2 separate regions of the Homo sapiens genome follow, and region 1 is linked to region 2. Evidence: read pairs that join two places in POLR2A ChIA-PET (ENCODE). Cell type or tissue: PC-3. All regions are shown on one strand. Links, peaks and the distances in the headings refer to the core of each region. The heading gives the core; the rest is flanking DNA.

What was found. Peaks named below come from ENCODE experiments on the same cell type or tissue, not always from the same donor. Only the 100,000 strongest peaks of a DNase experiment are listed, where the experiment ranks them.
Region 1: POLR2A ChIA-PET joins it to region 2 with 8 read pairs; 2 of 35 experiments call an interaction of 5 or more read pairs at or near these places.

What each region holds. Positions count from the first base shown.
Region 1 is chr5:130,478,676-130,489,494 of GRCh38, reverse strand. No RefSeq gene overlaps it. Among named protein-coding and RNA genes, the nearest start is that of CHSY3-AS1, 580 kb to the right of the region's middle. In PC-3, for the core only: no CTCF peak of the experiment used is centred there; no DNase peak of the experiment used is centred there; H3K27ac peaks cover 1,334 bases.
Region 2 is chr5:130,705,582-130,716,400 of GRCh38, reverse strand. No RefSeq gene overlaps it. Among named protein-coding and RNA genes, the nearest start is that of HINT1, 450 kb to the left of the region's middle. In PC-3, for the core only: no CTCF peak of the experiment used is centred there; a DNase peak (open chromatin) is centred at 5,650; H3K27ac peaks cover 7,716 bases.

The DNA of each region.
Region 1 (10,819 bases), core at 1,322-9,321, 230 kb after region 2:
TCTGACTGTATATTTTCAAATAGCCTATCTTTAAGCTCACTAATTCTCTCTTCTGCTTGATCAATTCTGCTATGAAGAGACTCTAATGCATTCTTCAGCATGTCAATTGCATTTTCCACCTCCAGAATTTCTACTTGATTCTTTTTCATTATTTCAATCTATTTTAAAAACATTATCTGATAGAATTCTGAATTCCTCCTCTGTGTTTTGAATTTCCCCTTGAGAGCTATTTTGAATTCTCTGTCTGAAAGGCCACATATCTGTGTTTCTCCAGGACTGGTCCCTGATGCTTTATTCATTTGGTGAGGCCATGTTTTTGTGGATGACCTTAATGCTTGTAGATGTTTGTCTACATCTGGGGATTGAAGAGTTAGGCCTTTATTGTAACCTTGGGAGATTACAATAAAACTCTGGGTTTGAGCTTATTCACGCCCATTCTTCTTGGGAAGGCTTTCCAGGTATTCACAGGAACTTGGGCCCTGAACCCAATAATGCAGTTCTTGTAGACTCATAAAGGTACTACGTTGGTGTTCTTGGATAAGATCTGGAAGAATTCTCTGGATTACCAAGCAGAGACTCTTGTTCTCTTCCTTTACTTTCTCCTAAGAAATGGAGTCTCTCTGTGCTGAGCTGCCTAGAGCTGGGGGTGGGTGACACTAGTATCCCTTGGCCACGACTACTGTGACTATGCTGGGTCAGTCCTGAAGCCAGCACAACAGTGTCTCACTGAAGGCCCACTGTAACCACTACCTGACTACCACCTAAGTTCATTCAAGGCCCTAGGGCTCTATGATAAACAAGTGGTACAACCAGCCAGGTTTGTGTTTCTCCCTTCGTGGCGTCAAGTTTCTCTAGGCCTTGGGTGGGTCAGGTTTGTGTTTCTCCCTTCATGGCAGCAAGTTTCCCTAGGCCCTGGGTGGGTCTAGAGATGCTTTCTAGAAGCTGGAGATTAAAATCTAAAACCTCAGAAATTTACCTAGTGTTCTAGTCTACTGGAGCTAAGCTGGCACTTGAACCACAAGACAAAGTCCTTTGCACTTTTCCTTCCCCTTTCTGCATGCAGAAGAACTTCTCCCTGTGGCCGTCACCACTACCAGCCCATGGGGGGTTCTGCCAGGTCACCACCAATGTTTACTTAAAGACCAAGTCTGTCTGAAGATAGCTTGTGATGAATGCTTCCAGGCTGGGGACTCACCCTTTGGGCCAGGGAAGATCTAAAAATGCTGACCAAGAGCCTAGATCCGGAATAAAAAACCCCAAGAGTCTGCTGTATCCCACTGTGCTCTACCCCACTGTTGCTGAGCTGGTACCTAAGGTACAAGACAGAGCCCCCTTCACTTTTCCCACTGCTTTTCTCAAATAGGAATCTTTCACCATAGCCACCACAGCTTGGAATGTTCTGGGTCATACCTGAAGCCAGTATGTCTCAGAGCCCAATGCCCATGACATATTACCTGGGTATCACTGTTGGTTATTCAGAGCCAAGGGACTCTTTATTCAGCAGTTGATAAATTCTGCCAGGTCTTTGCTGTGACAGGGCAGCACTTAATTCAATATAAAATCCCCCAGTCACTGCCTATCCATCTCCCAAGTGCAAAAATTTCTCCCCACTGAGCAACTGCTGTGAGGGGTTGGAGGGTTAGGGGGTAGGGTGGACAGGCACACCTTTGCTGCCTCAGCTGGGGTCTCCATAGGTCACATGTCACCCCAGTCCACTGGCTGTGTGTCCAGCACTAGGGCTTGCCAAGGAATTGCAGTCCTTGTGGCCTAGACTGCCCCTCAAGTTCACTTAGGGTCCCAAAGCACTCTGGCCCACAATGGCGAGGCTTGCAGGAAGTCAAGCTCCAATTGCTTGGATGAGCAATTCCTCTCTGTCTAGGGCTGGCCCAAATGCTCCTTCTGTGGTTGGATGTCAGTGGAATACAGCCTAGTTCTGCTTTTCACTGGGACAGGACAGCACTGAGTTCAATGTAAAGCCTCACAAATGCTGTGCTCTCCCTGTCCCAAGCACAGAGAATCTCCACTGGCATTGCCTCTGCCAGGAGATGGGGGTTGGGTGGCAGCTGTGCTTTAAGACTGTCTTTCCTGCCCTCTCCAATGACTCTTTCAATGACATGAAGTTAAAACCAGGTACTGTGATTACTCTCCTGATTTTTAGTTCTTGTAATGGTGCTTTTTGAGTGTAGTTGCTAAAATTTAGTGTTCCTGCAGGGGGAATGAATGGTGTAGGCTTCTAGTCCATCATCTTTCTCTGCCCTTCACAATTATGTTTGATAGTAGTTACTATTATGCCAATTTTACAGAGGAATAAGCCAAATTTAAGAGAAGTCAAATAACTTGTGTAAGATAACAACCCTTATTAGTGGTAGTTTCAGGATTCAGTTATCTGATGCCAAAATCTACAGTCTTAATTTGTTTTCAAGTAGCAATAATCATACATTGGCAAATCTGTTGATTTAAAAAGCTGCTTTTAACACAGACACCAACCCTATACAATTTTCTTCTAAACCACCAGCATTCATTTACATTTTATATATAACCTTGAATTTCATTGCAATATTTAAACAGAGACTAGTGGATATTAAAATTCTGTCTGGAGTGTTAAAAATCTAGTAGATTAAGGATCAAAGTAGCCAATTTTGGAGAACTGTATCTTTGTACGTGGCATTTTTTTCCAAGGGTAGAATTACTTAGAACTTGCAAGATTGCATAGGCAGAGCATTCATGAAATGCAAAAGAGGCAGTTTACTTGTCTCTTACAATTTGTATTAAGAAGATAATGGTAGTAATGAAAAATTGTTAAAACCCTTAACATCAAGTACATCCCTGAATTGCTTTTATAAATATGTTTTTACCTTGGCAACTGGCCAGGCAATTGCTACTTTATATCCCTAGTCAATATTAGCCCAAATGTACAGTAAATGGAATATTCTATTTTAGAAATAGCAAAGTGATGAAATGGCATCATAGGAAATGCATAAAAATTCCATTTTAATAAGCTAAATCATCCATAGACTGCTAAAGAGAAGAAAGGTGAATGACTTATGTCTATAAAATATTTTCAAATTAAATGAATATGATATGTTGTAGGAATTAACTTTCTTTATTGCAGTTTTATCCTGCATTTAGGAGAATCTGATTTAAATCAGAAATAAAATCTACAGATACACCCCCACACACGCGTATTTCAAACACTGGCTGTTCCCTTAAACACTTCTGCATGGCTGGCTCCTTCTTCTGTAAGTCTTTGCTTCAGTATTATCTTCTCAGTGGTATTTTCTCTAACCATTCCATTTAAAATTGAACATTTTTTTCTCTTACTCTCCCCTAGCACTCCCTGTCTATTTTTCAAGTTTTATTTATCTGCTTAATATTGACTACTTCTGGCATCTAATTTATTGTTTACCCCTCCCCAGAAAAATGTAAACTTTCATGACAGCAGGAAGCTTCTCTATTTTGGTCACCTGTCCTAGAGCACTGCCTGACATATAATATATACTCAATATAATACTGACATTCTCACATATTTTAAAGATTCTTTTAAACTTAAATGTATTTTATGGTTTTTCTTTGACATAGGACTTATTTGGCACTTTACCTTTCAAAGTATGTGTAGGATAACTCATTTTGTTATCAATTTATATCTTAATTTGTTGTTGCAAAACAATGCAATCAATAATACAGCTTCTTTGAAAGCATCACTTCACTTATGACTTCATTTGTTTTTCCTTTTTTGAGATGGAGCCTCGCTGTGTCACCCAGGCTAGAGTGAAGTGCCGCCATCTCGGCTCACTACAACCTCCGCCTCCCGGCACTTCTCCTGCCTCAGCCTCCCGGGTAGCTGGGACTACAGGCATGCGCCACCACGCCTGGCTAATTTTTGTATTTTTAGTAGAGACGAGGTTTCACCATGTCAGTCAGGCTGGTCACGAACTCCTGACCTCACGATCCGCCTGCCTCAGCCTCCCAAAGTGCTGAGGTTACAGGCGTGAGCCACCGTACCCAGCCATTACTTAATATTTAGGCAATTTTTCTATATGTTCCATATGTACTTGAAAATAATCTTTATTTTCTAATTTTTCAGCACGTAGTTCCATACACCTGTCTAGCTATTTTCAAATCTTCTGTGTACTTACTGATTATTTTGTCTCCTTCATCTATCAATGACCAAGATAAATGTATTTAAAATTTCTCAGCAAATATCAAATGGTGGATTTGTTTATTTCTCCTTATATCTGTTTTGTATGTCTTGATCAATTTAACATGATCATATCTTTAGAAGATTGAATTATACCTTCTAAAATTTTATGGTGATACTTAATTTCTAGTTGCATTTTTGCCTTTTAATGTGCATTACTCATAATGGCCAAGATATGGAAACAACCTAAGTGTTCATCAACAGATGAATGGATAAAGAAAATGTGGTGTATATAAAAAAGAATTATTATTCAGTCTTAAAAAAAGAAGAAAATCCTGCCATTTGCAAAAGCATGGATGGAATGGGAGGACTTTATGCTAAGTGAAATAAGCCAGCCACAGAGAGAAAAATACTGTCTGATCTCACTTATATGTGGAATCTAAAAAAACCAAAAAGTGAAATAAATAGAAACAGAGAGTAGAATGGTGGTTAACAGTGGCAAAAAGGGAAAGGAAATGGAGAGAAATAAGGTACAATTTTACAGTTAGGTAGAACGAATAAATCTAGTGACATAATGTATAGTGCAAGGAGTATTGTTAAAATATTGTAGTGTCTACTGAAAATTTGCTAGGAGAGTCGATTTTAGGAGCTCTTATCACAAAAAAGGATAACTATGGAAAATGATCAATCAATTTGTTTGATTGTAGTAATATATATGATTACATACATATGTAATCACATATATATACATATGTAATTTTTTTATTGTCTAGACTTAAGGTGTACAACATGATAAAAAAGTGATAATAAATAAATAAAATGAGCTTTCTTTATGTTAATGTTGCTACATCAGTTTTTTGTTTTGTTTTGCTTTGTTTATACTTGTCTGGTGTTTTCTTCCTTATTTTATCTTTCAACCTTCTTTTGTCCTATAGGGACAACAAAGGAGCTGTAGATTCGCAAACTTGAATGTCCTTTACTACCAGAAAGAATTAATATGACTACCAGATCCCTAGGTGACATAATTTATGCCTAGAGGAAAGTAGTGGTCTAATATGATGCCATAATACATCTTTTTATTTATATTATATATCTTCTATGCCATACTGAATGCCAGACTTTATGGTAAGCATAGGAGAATAAGTACTTGGTGAAATGAATGTATCTTATTCTCACAACAACTCTGTGAGATAGTGAAAGTGTTATCTCTGCATTACTGGTAGGGAACCTTAGGCTTCTATAGTATTTAATGATTTCTCAAGCTTATTCAGATAGCAGAAGTAGAATCGATATCTTTTTAATCTTAACCTAGGTTTCTTTTACTCCATGACAGTGCCTTTCTTTGGCATTGACTTTTCTTGAACAAGCAAATATGGGATGTGGGAGATAGTTCCAGATACATTCCAGATACATCAAGGATGTTAATATGCTAAATGTGCACTACTTATTGCAGGCTTATTGATGGAGTCACCAGGACTAAAACCATCACTAAACTGCTTTCACAGTAGCATAATAAAAATAATTAAACTAAGATGGTCATGCTAATAGAGATAGTCACAATAATAAAGGCAAGAAGGAGAAAATTACAATGTAGAAAAAATATGTTAGCCATAAATCTCTGAACATTTCCCTTGTCCATAATTCATTTTATGCATTGACATGTGTCAATTAAGTAACCAAAATGAAATATAAAGACACCAAAAAAAATCATAGTTTTAATAAGAAAATCATTGTTTTTACACTTAGTGTGTGCTCTCTCTTTTTATTTTTAAACCAGAGGTGGTTAAATGACATCTCTTCCCAGTGAATAGAAACATTTCTATTAAGTAAGCTTATCTTATGCAACAAAGTATAGAAATAGCCTTGGAGAGCTGTATATTTAAAGCAATCAATTGTGTGTTTAGTTAAGGAAATATGCCATCATCATTAAACACATGAATAGTAACAAGCCATTTCCTTAATGAATCCCTATTAAGGTACATTAAAGCCAGCTTTACAAATAGCCTTAAAATCATTTGGGCTAGCAAATTTATGCAGCCTGCCAGATTAACAGAGTCCTCAACTATGTTCCTGCTGTTACTGTGTTCTTTTTTTTTTTTTTTTTTTTTTTGAGATGGAGCCTCGTTCTGTCGCCCAGGCTGGAGTGCAGTGGCGCGATCTCGGCTCACTTCAAGCTCTGCCTCCCAGGTTCACACCATTCTCCTGCCTCAGCCTCCCAAGTAGCTGAGACTACAGGTGCCCGCCACCACGCCCAGCTAATTTTTTGTGTTTTTAGTAGAGACGGGGTTTCACCGTGTTAGCCAGGATGGTCTCAATCTCCTGACCTCATGATCCGCCTGCCTTGGCCTCCCAAAGTGCAGGGATTACAGGCATAAGCCACTGCGCCCAGCCTACTGTGTTCTAAGAAACTTACCCTCTCTCTTCAGTTTCCTCTTTTCCATTGCTGTAGCTGAAAACCTCTCCAAATCTCTCAATTTTGCTCTCAAACTCGTCTATTTATCATTTACTCTGTGATCACTATTGGGACTCTATGATGACGAGGGTCACCTGCTTAATACTCAGTTGTAGTTGGTAAACATTATCTGGGATTATAACACTATGCAACTGTACCCACAAGCTCTGTAAAATACCTAGTCTGCCACAACATTTCAGCATTGATGGAGACTGTCCCATAAACATAACCTGTGGTCATTGACATTCTTGATTTTCACTCTTAGCTTTCCGTAGACATCATTTTAGCTACATCCAAAGTTATGTGGTGTTTTGAGCCATGCTGAGATACTCAACAGGGAGAGCGAGTGCACAAAACCAATAGTTATTTATTGAGGCTCTTGTTTGGGCATAGTGCAATACTTAGTGCTGAGGTGCTAAGTGTGGGTAATTGGAAATTATGTTTAATGAACTGACCTAGTGGTATAAAGAATAATACTTTGGTTTTAAAAAGTATGCATGATATGTTGTACTTGAATAGCACCAAGGCATCCAAGGGAAAACCTGGGAAACTGAAAAATAGGAGCAGAATTATAGGCTTTCTGGGTCTTAGACTTTAATACAACTGTACAGCAGTGCTAGTAGGGGCTTCTGGAAGTATATGTTGTTTTTAAAGGAAAAATTACAGAGAATATAGTATCTAAACGTGTGAAACAATTACTTGTGAAGGGAGAAAATAAGTTATAATGCAAGAGAGTAATAATAGACCCATGGTAAGTTTACCAGAAATAGTACAGCATGGCCTAGCACTTTGTAGTGTTGTAGGAAAGAGAATGAACTCTGAAAAAAGACTTTAATATTTCTGTACCTTCATTGAACTCAAACCAGTAAAGTTGTATGGAGTAGGTATGATTATCCTTATTTTACCATAATATATGGAAAACAAGACTCATAAATATTAAAGGACTTTCACCAAGAGACTGCCAATTCGTGGTAGAACTGGAATGACCTTCTTGGAGTCCTGTTTTCTCAACATCATTACTTTCTATTCAGTTGCACTTGAAATGAGCTCAGGAGGAGGACTGAAGGACATTGCTGCTCTTTGATAAGAAACAGTAGAAAGGCCAACTAGTTTATCAAAAAGGCAGCTGTTGTATGAGGTCAGAGCATCTTGGATGACGAGACATCTTGTCTCACCTGTTCTCCATAGTGAGTCATTAGAATGGGTTAAATTTCCATGGAAAATATTATACTTGTTTTCCATATCCATCTGGTCTATAAATTGCATGTTAAGAATCGGGCAGAATCTGTGTTAAGATTAGTTGATAGATAATGTAATAAAGATTAAAATTGTTTAGCATATTAAAGTGTTCTTATTCTTTACACAAAGCAATATTTACTCCTTGTGATATGTACATTGAGACTGTCTAGAATAATATTAAGCGAAGGAAAATAACATATTTGTTTCAGATATTCAGATTATGCTCCAGAAAGACAAAAGGAATATAGATAATGTGGTTTGGGAAAGGTTTTTTTTTTTAAGTAGAATAATTGACAGAATACTTAAAGTGTACAATCTAATAAGTTGTGACATCTGCATAGATCTGTGACATCACCACCATAATCAAGATAACGAACATATCCGTCATCCCTAAAAGTTTCCTTGTACACCTCTGTAATCTTCTCTTACTCTCATTCCTATCCCTAGGCAAACACTGATTTGCTTTCTGTCACTGTACCTTAAATTGCACTCCCTAGAATTTGTATAAATAGAGTCATACAGTGGGTACTCTTTTCTTGGTGGGGGACAGTGTGTGTCAGGCTTCTTTCACTGAGCATAATTATTTGGAAATCCATCCCAGTTTGTAGCATATATTAATAGCTCATTAGTTTTAATTACTGAATAGTGTATCTGGATATGCCACAGTTTGTTTATCCATTTAAATGTTTATGAACATTTGAATTTCATGCACTTTTGATTATTACAAATATAGCTGCTATGAACGCTTATGTACAAGTCTTTGTATAAACATATGCTTTCATTTCTCTAGGGTACCTTCCAAACTGTTTTCCAAACAGGTTGTATCATTTTACATCCCTATGATTATTAAAATTACATTTAGGTAACAAGCTTTATAAATATAAAGATTATGCACTATAAAGGTGTTATAAACTGTAATATAGATTAATTATAAAAATGTATTGGATCTATCTTTATTTTGAATAAATATTAAAGTACAATGCAATTGATATAGAAATATTCACTATTTGAGCATCATTCATTGCTAATAGTTTTTAATTTTGAAAAATTTCCCAACCTTTTTAGCTTTTCAAATTGAATGTTCACATATGAAAAGATGTTCCATATCACATGACAGACTCTTACAAAACTAAATATGCTCTTATTATATAATCCAGAATTCACACTCTTTGATACTTACCTAAAGGACTTGAAAACTTATGTCCACACAAAAAACCTGTGCACAGATGTTTATAGCAGCTTTATCTGTAATTGGCAAAAATTGGAAATCTTCAAGACGTCCCTTGGTAGATGAATGGATAAATCAACTATGATACATTCAGACAACAGAATATTATTCAGTGCTAAAAAGTTGAGCGATTAAGCCATGAAAAAACATGGAGGAAATTTAAATGTATATTTCTAAGTGAAAGAAACCAATGTGGAAGGCTGCATATTAACTATATGACATTTTGGAAAAGGCAAAACTATGGAGACAGTAAAAAGATCAGTGGTTGCCAGGGTGTAGGGAGAGGGAGGGATGAATATAATGAGCACAGAGGATTTTTAGGGTAGTTAAAATACCATTATAAAGTTCTTTTTAAAGATGGCAGATTGGAGACAGTGTTAGTGTGCCTCTCCCATTTGGAAGGACAGAATAGTGGGTAGAGATTCACACTGTGAATATTTTTTCCAAGAACCAACACAGGAGCTTAACAGGAAAACCAAAAGAATCCACAGACCGTATAAAAGAAATGGCAGGCTGCAGCTTACTCCATGAGACAGGTGAAAAACAGGAAGTTCTTAGAGTGTGAGGTGGGGAGAGCCTGCCTGCAAGCACATATGTTCAGTGGGGATTCTGAAGCTTCAGGCCATGGGAGAAGACCTTAACTGTACCCAGAGCAGGAACGGATTTAGGGAGCAGAGCAACTCACCCTGGGACTCCTTCCAGCTCAAGGGAGGGAGGGGTCATAGTGTGAAAGAAGCTTCCAACTGAATTTTGTGATATAATCCCATAATCCCAAGTGGGGATGAACTCCTCTGAACACAACCTGGTGGGGGGAGTAGGAAGTGCGCTTCAGACACAAGTGCAGGAGCTGGACACCGAGCATTGTGGGCAGATGGGTCATGCTTGAAAGCTGTGATTGCTATCTCTGCAGGGAAGCTTATGGCCTGGGGAAGGTTTGAGTTCTGTGCACAGACTGCCTGGATCTAAACCCAGCACTTTTAACAGAGCACTGCAGGAGTGTGACCAGCCTCACGAACTGCGTGGGAGCTGGGCGAGGCTTACCGCTGCCTGCTACTCCCCATTCCCTTTGCAAACTCTCTGTGCAGCAGAGGCAGTTATACTCCCCTCTGGAATATTACCCAAGTGGCTTGAGAACCACTTACAGTGCCTCACTGGGGCCATGGCCTGCCCTACCCAAGGTGAGTCAGAGCTCAGACCCACCTAACCATGGCCTCACCTGGTGATATTTCTCCACCCATCCTGGTAATTTAACACAAAGGGCATAAAATTTTGAGAGCATTATAGCCCGCCCATCACCTGAGAAACCAGAATACTTCCCCTAGGCAACCTAGCGCAAGCTCTAATCCTACTGCTACTACTGTAGCTGGTCCTCTTTTGCAAGCATCACCTTCTGGCTGAAGGTTAACCAACACAGGCCTTTACAGAACCTCCAGATAGAATAACACTGCCCCTAGGAAGAAGAAAATGGCTGTATGACCTCAGCTATCATCACTGCCTGCAACATCCTGACTAACCAGAAGTCCTGAGTCTGTTCACATGATAAGTTCACTTTTAGTATAACCAGCATTTGCGAAAGCCTGTATACTAAGCCTATCTATAACCAAGGAATCTCAAAAAGAGTCTATGTCACTCCCCTGCCCCCTCCATCAGAGCTGGTGCTGGTATCCACTTCTGGGAAAGTTGAAGACCGGTCACAGCACTGGATTTCTTGCAGACATTCCCCAGCACCAGACCAGAGTCTGGTAGCCCCACTGGGTGGCTA
Region 2 (10,819 bases), core at 1,647-9,646:
CAGGCATAAGCCACCTCGCCTAGCCCAGTTTTGTGCTATTAATTCATTGCTGAAGAGTTGCCTCAAAGATTGGGAAGGCTATTTTTCTCTCCATAGGCTTTGCTCTCTTCCTATTCCAGTAAAGAAGTATTTTTCTTCTATTTGTATTATTTTGCTCTATGCTTGTAGCCAATATGATAGCATATGCTGCTCATGGGTGTTACAAAGACACGAAGAAGCTTTAATGCTGATTTTCTTTTTGAGTTCTAACTTCATAGGCGGTGAATTTAATAAGGGCAAAGAAGACAAATAATGTCTTTTGTCCGTTTTTGCTTTGTACCGTTGTTAGGTGACAGTATCTTTCATAAAGGCATTATGGTTCTGATGACCTAAATGTATCCCTCCTGTTGTGAAGAACATGAGTTACCAATGCATTAAAATAGTCTTTATTCCTGGTTTACTCAATTTTGCTGCAGTAAAAAGGACAAAGCTGGTGATAATGCCAAAATACTCTAATACGTAATGGTGCATTTCAAAACAGGGTTTTCAGGACCTCAGCAAGTCCAATATGTATCAGGGCCGAGCCTCAGGGATCATACCAGGGTGCAGTTATGCTTTCCCAGCTGACTCTGTCTGCCTCAATGTCACATGGGGCCAGGAATATTCCTGTGATTTTAAGTGTTGTGGTGAGGCATGAGTCATCTGTGAATGCACTTTTTAGGGTCTGAAGGTCCTATGAGGTATTACCCTTGAGAAAGACTGGAGAAAGAAAGGCTAGGGCTAGGAGTTGACCACTGCCACCCATGTCCAGGCCCTACCAGCAAAGTCATAGGCTCATCACGGGTCATTGCACATGCCTACCTGTGCCTTGGTATGGCTAGAGCCTGGATCCAAACCTCTGGTCAATGTTGGGCAAAAGAGATCACCAGAGATTGGGCAAGCTATGCTCTGAGGAAACTTCTGATGACAGCTCTGCCTGTGGCTACACTTGCTCACTTCTTTTTTGTTTTTAGATAGGGTCTTGCTTTGTCACCCAGTTTAGAGTACAGTGGTATGATCCTAGCTCACTGCAGCCTCAAACTCCTGCCTCAGCTTCCCCAGTAGCTAGGACTAAACTGGTATGCACCACTGCACCTGGCAAATTTAACTTTTTTGTAGAGATGGGGTCTCGCTATGTTGCCCAGGCTAGTCTTGAACTCCTGGCCTCAAGTGACCCTCCCTCCTCAGCCTCCCAAAATGCTGGGATTATAGGTATGAGCCACTATGCCTCACTTTTACTGGAAGATACTTAAGGAGGAAAAGGAAGGAACCTCTTGATTTCCTATCGCTGTCTCTTCTCTTCTTATCTCCCCCATTTGCAGCTTCTCTGGGATTTAGAAAATAACCAAGTAGAGATTTGCCTTAAACAATTGGCTTATTTTTCTTTGATTTATTAAGGAATAGGAGGGAGATTGTGATGATGGTGGGAGGAGTGAAATGTGAAGAAAATTAACCTTTGCATCCCTACTGGATGTCAGACCTTTTGCATACAGTCTCTTATTTTGGTCTTGTATCACCTATGCAAGGTAAGCATTCATTCCATCATCCATTAATTTATTGAGTGCTTATTATGTTCCAGGCAGCATTCTAGGGGCTGATCATTAATATCTCCAATTAAAGATGAAGAAAAAAATCTGAGAGAGACTAAAAAACTTGCTCCAAGTCGTGCAATTAATCAGTGGAGAAACAGAATTCAAGTCCAGGACAGGTCCACTGGGTCTGATGATTTCTTCTTTGCAGGTGGGAGGCAGTTATTTTTAAGAGGTTTAATAAGGAGTTTAATAAGGTTAACTAGACCAGTTTCTCCTTAATGATTAATGCTGAAAGTATATCTCCACATAATTTGTGTGGAACCAAAGCGGGAATGTGTGGAGACTGTTACTGCTCCCTTTCCTGCTTTGTTTTCAGTTTCCTTCTGTATCACCTCTATTTTTCTGACTCCTCTCCCCTCCATCATTCATTCCCTCCCCTTTGATGTGGACAAGTCATGAACTCTTGATCTTATGTAGAGTACTTTGCAAGCTCAACTTCAAAGACCTCTTCCAACCACATATTGACCACTAAACCCTTCTCAGGTAGAAATTTGGAGCTTCTGTGGTCAGTTCCTTTGGAAGCTTCCTTAGGATTCAGTGTAAATAAAGCTCCATATCTAAGATTCCATTCAGAACAAAGTAAAAATAATTTTTAATTTGTTGGATGTTTGAAGGATCCTTCTATTGCCATTTTTATCTGTAATAATACTATGGTTTGTGACATGATGTGTGGAGACTTTAGAGACGACTTTTCAGCTTATTTTGTAGAAGAAAGTATAAAATGTTTTGTTCAGTGTTCTTAAATTTTTAAATTTAAACCTTTCATGCATTCAATTGGTTTTGGGTATTACTTAGTGGCTACTCTTTGTGGCTGAAACCCATTTTATCACAATTTTATAATGGGTTATTTATTCAGGATTTAGAAGAATAGACCTATTGCTTAGGCATATCGATTGACACAGTAATAAAGTCAGTCCTTCAGATTGGTAACTTTAAAAATTTATTTTATGATTTAATGGGAGTTTCTTAACTATTCTGTTTTATTTTAATGGACAGTCATATCAAGAACAGCTCTGGTAATGTAATTCACAACCAGTTCTTCCATTATGAATCGGATGAATTTTTTATGGCTTTCAGAAACGAATCTCTACCCATGAGACACTTATAATGGTAAAAGAATGAATGAAAATTCAGTCTTCTCAAAGCAATGAAGCAATGCAGGAGTAGAACAAAACAATATAATAAAGTCAAGAAGCTTCCTTAACTTTTGCTTAACAAAGGTTTAAGTTTAGCTGTTACATATGAGAAAAGGCTTATGAAAAAAAAATCACTGCTTCCTAATTTAGTAAAAGACAGATAAGACCATCTACCTCAGCTGGAAACTTGCTACAAGTGACACTTCAGGTTTTTAAAATAATCTTTCAGAAAAAAATACATTTTCTCACTACTTTCACACAGAAAGAAACAGACAGGTAGTGAAGCATTTCCTGCCTGTTTTCCTTGATTTTGCAAACTGAGTGAATCTCTCTGTCATGCTTTTGTCTCCATATCCGACAAACAGTGCTTGTATTATTGCTAATTATTTTCTTCTCCAGACCTCCTTTACTTCTGTAAGAAATATAGACCTCCCACTTAACTATTCACAAATTCCCCATAAGGGCATCTAAAATATTATCATTGAAGTTGCATAGCACTGTTTTCTGTTATGTAATTCTAAGAATGCTAAACCCTGTTTGAATACTATGATATAAATTGTTTACAGATAAAAGTAACACATTTGAAGATTTTGAAATGAACATCTTTCTATAACCAAGAGGAAAATATTTAAGAGATTGTTGCATATCTATTGCAGTATCAGAGAATTTAGATTCAAATCATTTTTTTATTGACATGGAAGAATTTTTGCCTTTCATTCACAAAATAGGGTAAATGAAATCTAAAAAAAGGAATAAAAATTTTACTTCCTAGAAGAGTTAAACTAATCTTTCTTATCTAAATTTTCCCTATTTGGAGTATTCTCTATGGGGTTTGACTTTAATCAGTAGAAATTCTAAATTTACAACAAGGTAGTTTTGGGGATGTCATCAGGTGACCTATAGGAAGAACACTACATCTGCATTTACATTTCGGGTTGCCCATTTTTCAGGATAAATGAGGAGAGTTTGGGATGGGGAGTAGAGACAGCAGTGAGTCCCTCAGTTGACATCTCACTGCCTCTTACTGTGACCTTTGGCTGCAGCTGAATTGTTTTTTTAAGTTCCTACAGTAAACAGAATTAATATTTAAGCTGCTTGCTGAATGAAGTAATAAAATACATCCTTGATGTGTTGTTTTATGGCATGGGCCACTGAGATGTTTATACAATGCCAAATGACTTACAAAGGGATTTTTTTGAGGTGAACATCCCTTTAGGTAAGATAAATCACTATGCTAAAACAAATAAACAAATAAAGGTTTACTATAGACCACTTCTAAACTACCTTTCCTATATCTCACTCCTTACTGTCTACAAAGAATCCTGTAGAAGAGGGTATTGGAATGGTTGTGTAAAATCAATAGTAATTAGTCCTGGATACAATACACTGGAAAAGACACACAAGTGAACATGTATGTGTGTACACAGGTATGTATAATATATGTGTTCTCTTCATCTATATAAAATATAAAATATTAAAGATATGCATATCTGAATGTATATATGGGTACATGTCTGTAATATTTTGTAAATATAAAAATTACTTTGTACCAACATGAGCTGTGTTTAGTTGTTTCACTGACTTAGACAACCAGTCTCTCAGAAATGAGGATTCACTTGTTTAATTTCTATAGTTGCTAAGATAATACCATACACAAACATTTACTGCATAGTTGATGACAACTACCCTAAGAAGTAGGGTTTTCTCTGTGTCTTTGTGAATGCTATTCTTCCTTGAGTGGTTTTTCTCCCTCTTACCTCTACCTTCTTTGTGCTGTCTTCCTGGGTCACAAAACAACATTGACGTTCCTTTATGAATTTCAAAACCACTTGTAATTTAGACCAGTACTACTCAAAATGTTCTGGAGCTGCTATGCAAACTGATACCTGCCCACCACAATTAGGGAGGTACAGGAATTGAGGGTAAACAATTAGGAACTTTTGGAGCAATTTGACTTTACTGAGATATCCAAGCAGAATCTCTCATAACTTCTTATTGTATTTTATAATATATTGGTCTACTATAGATCAGAAATTAAAAAAAGACAAACATGAAAAAAAAACACCTTGGACTTTCACCACAGATGGTTTGAGAAGCAATGATCTATGTGACTGTTTCTTGAACCTGACTACATATCAAAGTTCCCCGGAGAAACTTCTTAAAAAGCACAAGATGGATAGTGACTGGAGCTAGGCTCTGTTAAAAAAAAACTATCCAGGTTATCTTGATGCACATCATGTTTGCAATGTCATTTGAACCATATCTGTTTAATTGCTGCAGCTAATTACATCAAGACTCATCAATTTTTGATGATTCTAGTAGAATTGGATGCCATGTGAGCATTGATCTTGTCCTCACTGCTATGCCTTCAGCACTAGACTTATAATTGATACACAGTAAGTGATTAAAAATTCTGGATAAATGAGTGAATGCATCATGTCTTCATTTTGTGGCCTCTAATAGATTCTTGGGATGTAAAAGAACTCATTTTATATACATATGCAAATTTAAAACCTTCTATAATAAGTCTGACATCACCTGTGTCCTCTCTGTGTTTGTGTTATCAGCAAGTGAATTTCTCAGTACTCCCACATCACAAACCCCAATTACCACTCCATATGTTTCCCAAATTAGTAGCTAATAGCGTTTTCCCAGGCGAATGTATCTAGAAATACCCAGGGATTCACTGCTATACCTAAGTCAGCAATGGTTCATCTTTCTCCTTGCTGTGGAGGAGAACTTGACCAGAGGAGTCCACTTCCCCTGGCCCGGCAGCTTCTTGCATGGGAAACTAGCTGCTCCTGCTGCTACTTGGCTGATGATTTACCCTATAGCACATTTTATCTTTACGTAAACACACAAAGTCCTTTCACGTCTTTGTTCCTGTTCCCATGCCATGACTCCTTCCTGGAATACCATTCTTTTATTCTTACTCACTAAATAAGCTCTTCTACTCCTTTTCTTCGGGCCCCCTTCCTCTGATTCAGCTGAGAAACAACTACTGTCTGTCTCCATCAAAGCTAATTTTCTGCCTCCTGTTTTCCCACCATACTTTGCCATTCTAGACATCTGTTGCATATCATTTTTTCTGTTACTTAACTAATGCATCAGTCTTCATTCATTCTCCTCCCAGACTATACTCCTCCTGGGTTCAGAGCATATCTCATTCATTTCTGTGTTACCTTTGCTTATCTCAGTGCTGGCTTCAGAGTAGATACTTCAGAGATGCTATTTAAATCAGAGTTAGGGTAGTTAGAATAGGAGAGAATGAGGACTCTATGGTGCTCAGGTGCCATGCATCCTGCAAAGAGAACATGAAAGGACATTTTTTTTTCCTTCAATAATTACATGGACTCCTTCAGTGATCCCTGTGTCTGTTGGGCCTTGAGTAATTACCTGCAATCTCTGTCTTTGTGAGGCTATTAATTAAATTCCTTTCGGTGCCCCAAAAGTGGACATTTCTTGTCTGTATCCTTTTGTTCTGTCCACACAGGAATACTGCTGCTGAATTCAGTCTCTTCCAAGTTCAATAAAAGAAATACATTTTCTTTCAGTATTCCTCTCTTTGCTACAATCTGGACATAGGTTCCTTTATTTTGTCAAGATAATGGATATTAAAAAATAACAGCCAATATATTATTTTGTTACTAATAGTCCCTTTAGCACTTGAGTTATAAACCTTTTGGAGGCTCAGTGATTCTGTTCTCTTTATAAGGGGGATTTCTTTTTGTTCTTTCTGTCCATCAAGACAAACAGATTTCCTCTCTGATGTGCTTTTATATCCAGTTCACCCTTGCACTGGGGATATAGCCTTCTGGAGTGCCAACTGCATATGGAGTCTTCTGTTCGATTCTGCATCTTGTAGGAGCTAGGATTAATCTTTGGCTCACTGTTCCTGTCATAACATCAGAACAGATACTCAGGGACACCAGGCTCAGCAGATGCCTCCAGGTGAAAGTCAGGTGGGTTGGTGAACACTTACCTATCCCTATGCAATGTTCTTTCACTTTATTTTTTGGCTTCTGATTATTGATTAGTTTCTTGCCAGCTGAGGGAAGAACTGATATGCATTAATATTTACTTTCTAGAACTTTAATTTCTTTCAGTGAGTATGACATCTGGGGGGGCGTCTAGGATATCACATACATAGACCCAGAAGCCTAAGCATATTTTCTCAGTGTACTACTTTAGATAATTTTTATAGATAATTTGAATGGCAGTCCAACTACCTTCTTGGGATGGAAGAGGGAAACATACTTAAGAACAGAACATAAATTTGCATGTCAAAACTTATTTGGCCTTAAGAATAATTGTAAAATGAATGAGAAAATGGTACAAGAGAGCAACATAAGGCTTAGAAATTTGAGAGTAAATGCACTTTGTCCAAAAACATAAATAAATAAAATAAAGGTTAGGGAAAAAATCTTTATTATTTGTGGGTGATGAGAACCTTTCATTAAATCCTTCTTTGGTGTTTTTGAAATCTTTGCATTTTTATTTAAACGTGGGTTGAATTTGTCATATACATGAATTGCTACAAGTTTTTCTTATTGCTTCTCTTTTCAACAGACTTTCTCTTCTTGATGCTGCTGTCTTATTTTTTCAAATCTTCAACTTCCTTTTAGTTGATTCTGCTTTAAATTAGTCTCCCAATCTGTTTCCTTCTCTCTCCCCATAGGTTTTTTTTTTTCCCAATTCTTCCTCTGACTCACAAACATACGAGACAGACATCTTGCTCACAGACTTTTCATTCTTTCCCTCCCCTTATCTCTGACATTTTTCTTCTACTCTTTTTACGTGAAAGAACTATTTTTTACAGAAATGTTTCTTCTCTTTTTCAAATTTTTGAAAAATTAGGCAGCATATGAAGAATCTTGGAAACCTGAAAATAAGTGATTAAAAGCTTGCTGAATAATAGTTATTTTTAAAATGGAGAATGCCTGAAAAAGCAAAGATCTCTCTAGTTTCACCAAAATGGGCAGAGTCAATAGGATTCTCTATGTTTATTTAAATGTAAATGTGAAGGTGATAGAAATGAAGATCTAAAGCAATGGTAGGAGAGAAAGGTTATGGGACACAATCGGTAATTATAACTAACAATCACATAAATTGAAATGGGTAATTTTACAGGCTTCTGAAAAGATTTAAAAGGATGGATTGTTGCATAAGCCGAAGGTAAAAATGACTGGGCTAATGTCTTTGGTCCCCTTTAAGAGTAAAAGCATTCCTAAGAGCAAAATGTAGTGATAAAAAAACAATGATTTTGTGGAATGTTCTGTATGAATATCCACATGTTCATGGTACTTTGCAGGTCACCACATGATTAACATTTAATGTTCACAACAATGCCAGTTCTTGCCCTCTCTATTTTTAAGGTGGGGAAACTGAGGCTTAGACCTGTTAGACAACTTTCCCTGGATCACGCAGCTGGTAGGTGGAAGTACCAGTATTCAAACACAGGTGGGCCATATTCTGAGGTCTGATTTCTTAACGAAAATGTTGCCTCAACTGTATAACCTAAAACCAAGGTAGGAAAGAAAATGGCAACCTGTGTGATTGCAGTGATCTTTTGTTGTGTTTTTAAAAAGAAGATTCCTTACATACCATATTCAAACTTCAATAAATCTTAAAGAAAATTTTGTCAGTCCTCATTCCATAGACAAGGAACATAATTCTCAGAGAACGGAAGGAACTAGCTCAAGTATGTCATTGGTTTTTGTGGGATGATAACCCCAATCATTCCACTGGCACAACCTCGACTCCTAAATTCAACTCTCTACTCTCTGTTCCCACCCACAAATTATCTTCCCCACTGATTTCTCACAAGACTTCTAATTCTTTTGTATTAAGGTACTGTGTATTCAGAAATCCTCCACTAACATGCGATTGTGTTGCCCAGAGGGAATATCACTATTGTTATTGTTTTTCTCTGGGTTTTCTTCAGACAGCTTCTTTTCGACTATCCAGCAGAAAGGAGCAGAGGAGTAGGTTCTGGACCAATTCTAACCCCCTTACTCACAGATGTTCTGCCTTGGGAAAAAAAAATATACAGTTGCTCTCTCAATGGGCAGGTTATTTGTGTTCCAAATTGTTCATGAGCATTAAGAACATTGTAGATTAATGAATGGTAGTATCTTAAGTGCAGGCATTGTACTATTTGGTGTATATGTTAATATTGAAGAGATTTTTGTTGTTGTTTTTACAAACTATACAGGTGAAGGTTCATCCTAGTCAATCTCTCTTGGTGACAGTATAGGGAACTGGAGCATTCATATTCAGAGAAAACTCTGAAATGAGTCCACAAAGAATTCTGCTTTCCAAGGACACAGAACCCTGTAATTTGAAGGCGAGTATAGAAAGTTGTGAAGCAAGTGACATATACCATTGATTTCCTCTGGCATCCTTATGCTTTCCAAACTTCACTGCACTCCTAAAGTTGTCTTTTTTTCTATTGTGGCTGAGGATTGCATCCATATACCTAGTAAAAACTCATGCTGTCAAAAGGAGAGCTGCTCACTGTGAGACTCTTTCATTAGGCTTTTTGGATAGACAAAGGCATTTCCTGATCAATGAAACATCTTGACAAACAATTCTGACGTATATAACAAAACTTTCATCACAGTCAAAACCAGAGGGGGACGATTCAACTTTTACTGAAACTGCATCAAGGAATTAGCAATTTAGCATTTTTCTTGAACTACTGAGGTGAAATAATTTACATGATGAGCAAAGGAGTAGCTTAAACAATGCTCTCCCTTAGGAACTATGAGCGCCAACAATACTGCAAAAACAATACGTACTGACTCATATTTCTGCAGATTCCAGCATAGTAGATTTCTTCATAATCAAAATGCAATTGAATCGTTATACCTCATGTTACTCTACAGATGCCTATGAATTATTTTCTGCTACCAGGAAATTGTTAAATAGTCTAAAGCACTGTGATTTTGCACTCATCTTTCATAGCTATTCTTCAGGGAGAACAGGGTCTTGGCTTCCTTTGGAGGCAGCAAGGCTCAGGCACTGAGTTCTGTGTTTGTGGTTCTCCTGAGAGCTGCCTCTGAGGAGCTGTGAAATTATCCCCACCTATTCCTAATTTGAAGAGTAAAAGCCTCATTGTTGATTTCACATCTTTTACATTGGCTAGGGCACGGCTTTATCAGAGTGTGCTCTCTTCCTCAGTATGTTGGAATAGTGGGGTAGGAAGAGAGAGGTTAGAAGAGGAAAATTGCATCAGTAATTGCAAGTATACCATATGAGTGTACGCTTTATTTCTTCTCGTAGTTTAAAACAACTTCTTACTTTAGTTTCTCTTATTTTAAGTACAAATCCACAAGTTTGCCTTCATCCTATTGCAGATGTGCTTAGGGCAATTAAAGGACCCCATCTGAAAGCAAAGAGTATAAATATAGGCACTTACAGACAAAAAGTGTATAATTGTTTTTTGTGATTCAGGTAAAGAGGAATAATTTGCCTTTGAAAAAAATCTCAATCTCACTGTAGAGTGTACTTAATAAATATTTTTTTCTTTCTTCTATTATTCCTTTTTTCTTTTATTTAAAAATGTTTTATTTCCCTCCTTATGATGAGTCATCGGCCATAAACTATTATTTTATTTTATTACAAGTTATTATACATGTTATTTATATAAATGGCAATAGATTAAAAACTCTACATATATAATTAAAATCTTGCTGAATAATCAAGATTCTGAAGACTTTTATTTCCAAAGTAAGGAAAACTGAACAATTTGAAAAATCTTGGTCTAGAATTCATATAACTATAGCTTTGGGATCACAACCCCTGATTTTTAGAAACTTTTCCCTGCTTTCTTTTCACAATCTTTTACCACTTCCTTCTACATCAAGCTGGCCTTTTATTTTAATGGGTTTTCCAGAGGGAACTCAGTGAAATAGAGGCAAATATTATTGGACATGATTTTAGTTGACAACTTCGCAGTATTGGTGTACTTTATGTTGTTACCTAATAGAACAAGAATAGTCAATTTAACAAGGTTTTTCTATATTATTTCATTTTAATATGGAAAAACCTGTGACTCATTACCAAGGTTTT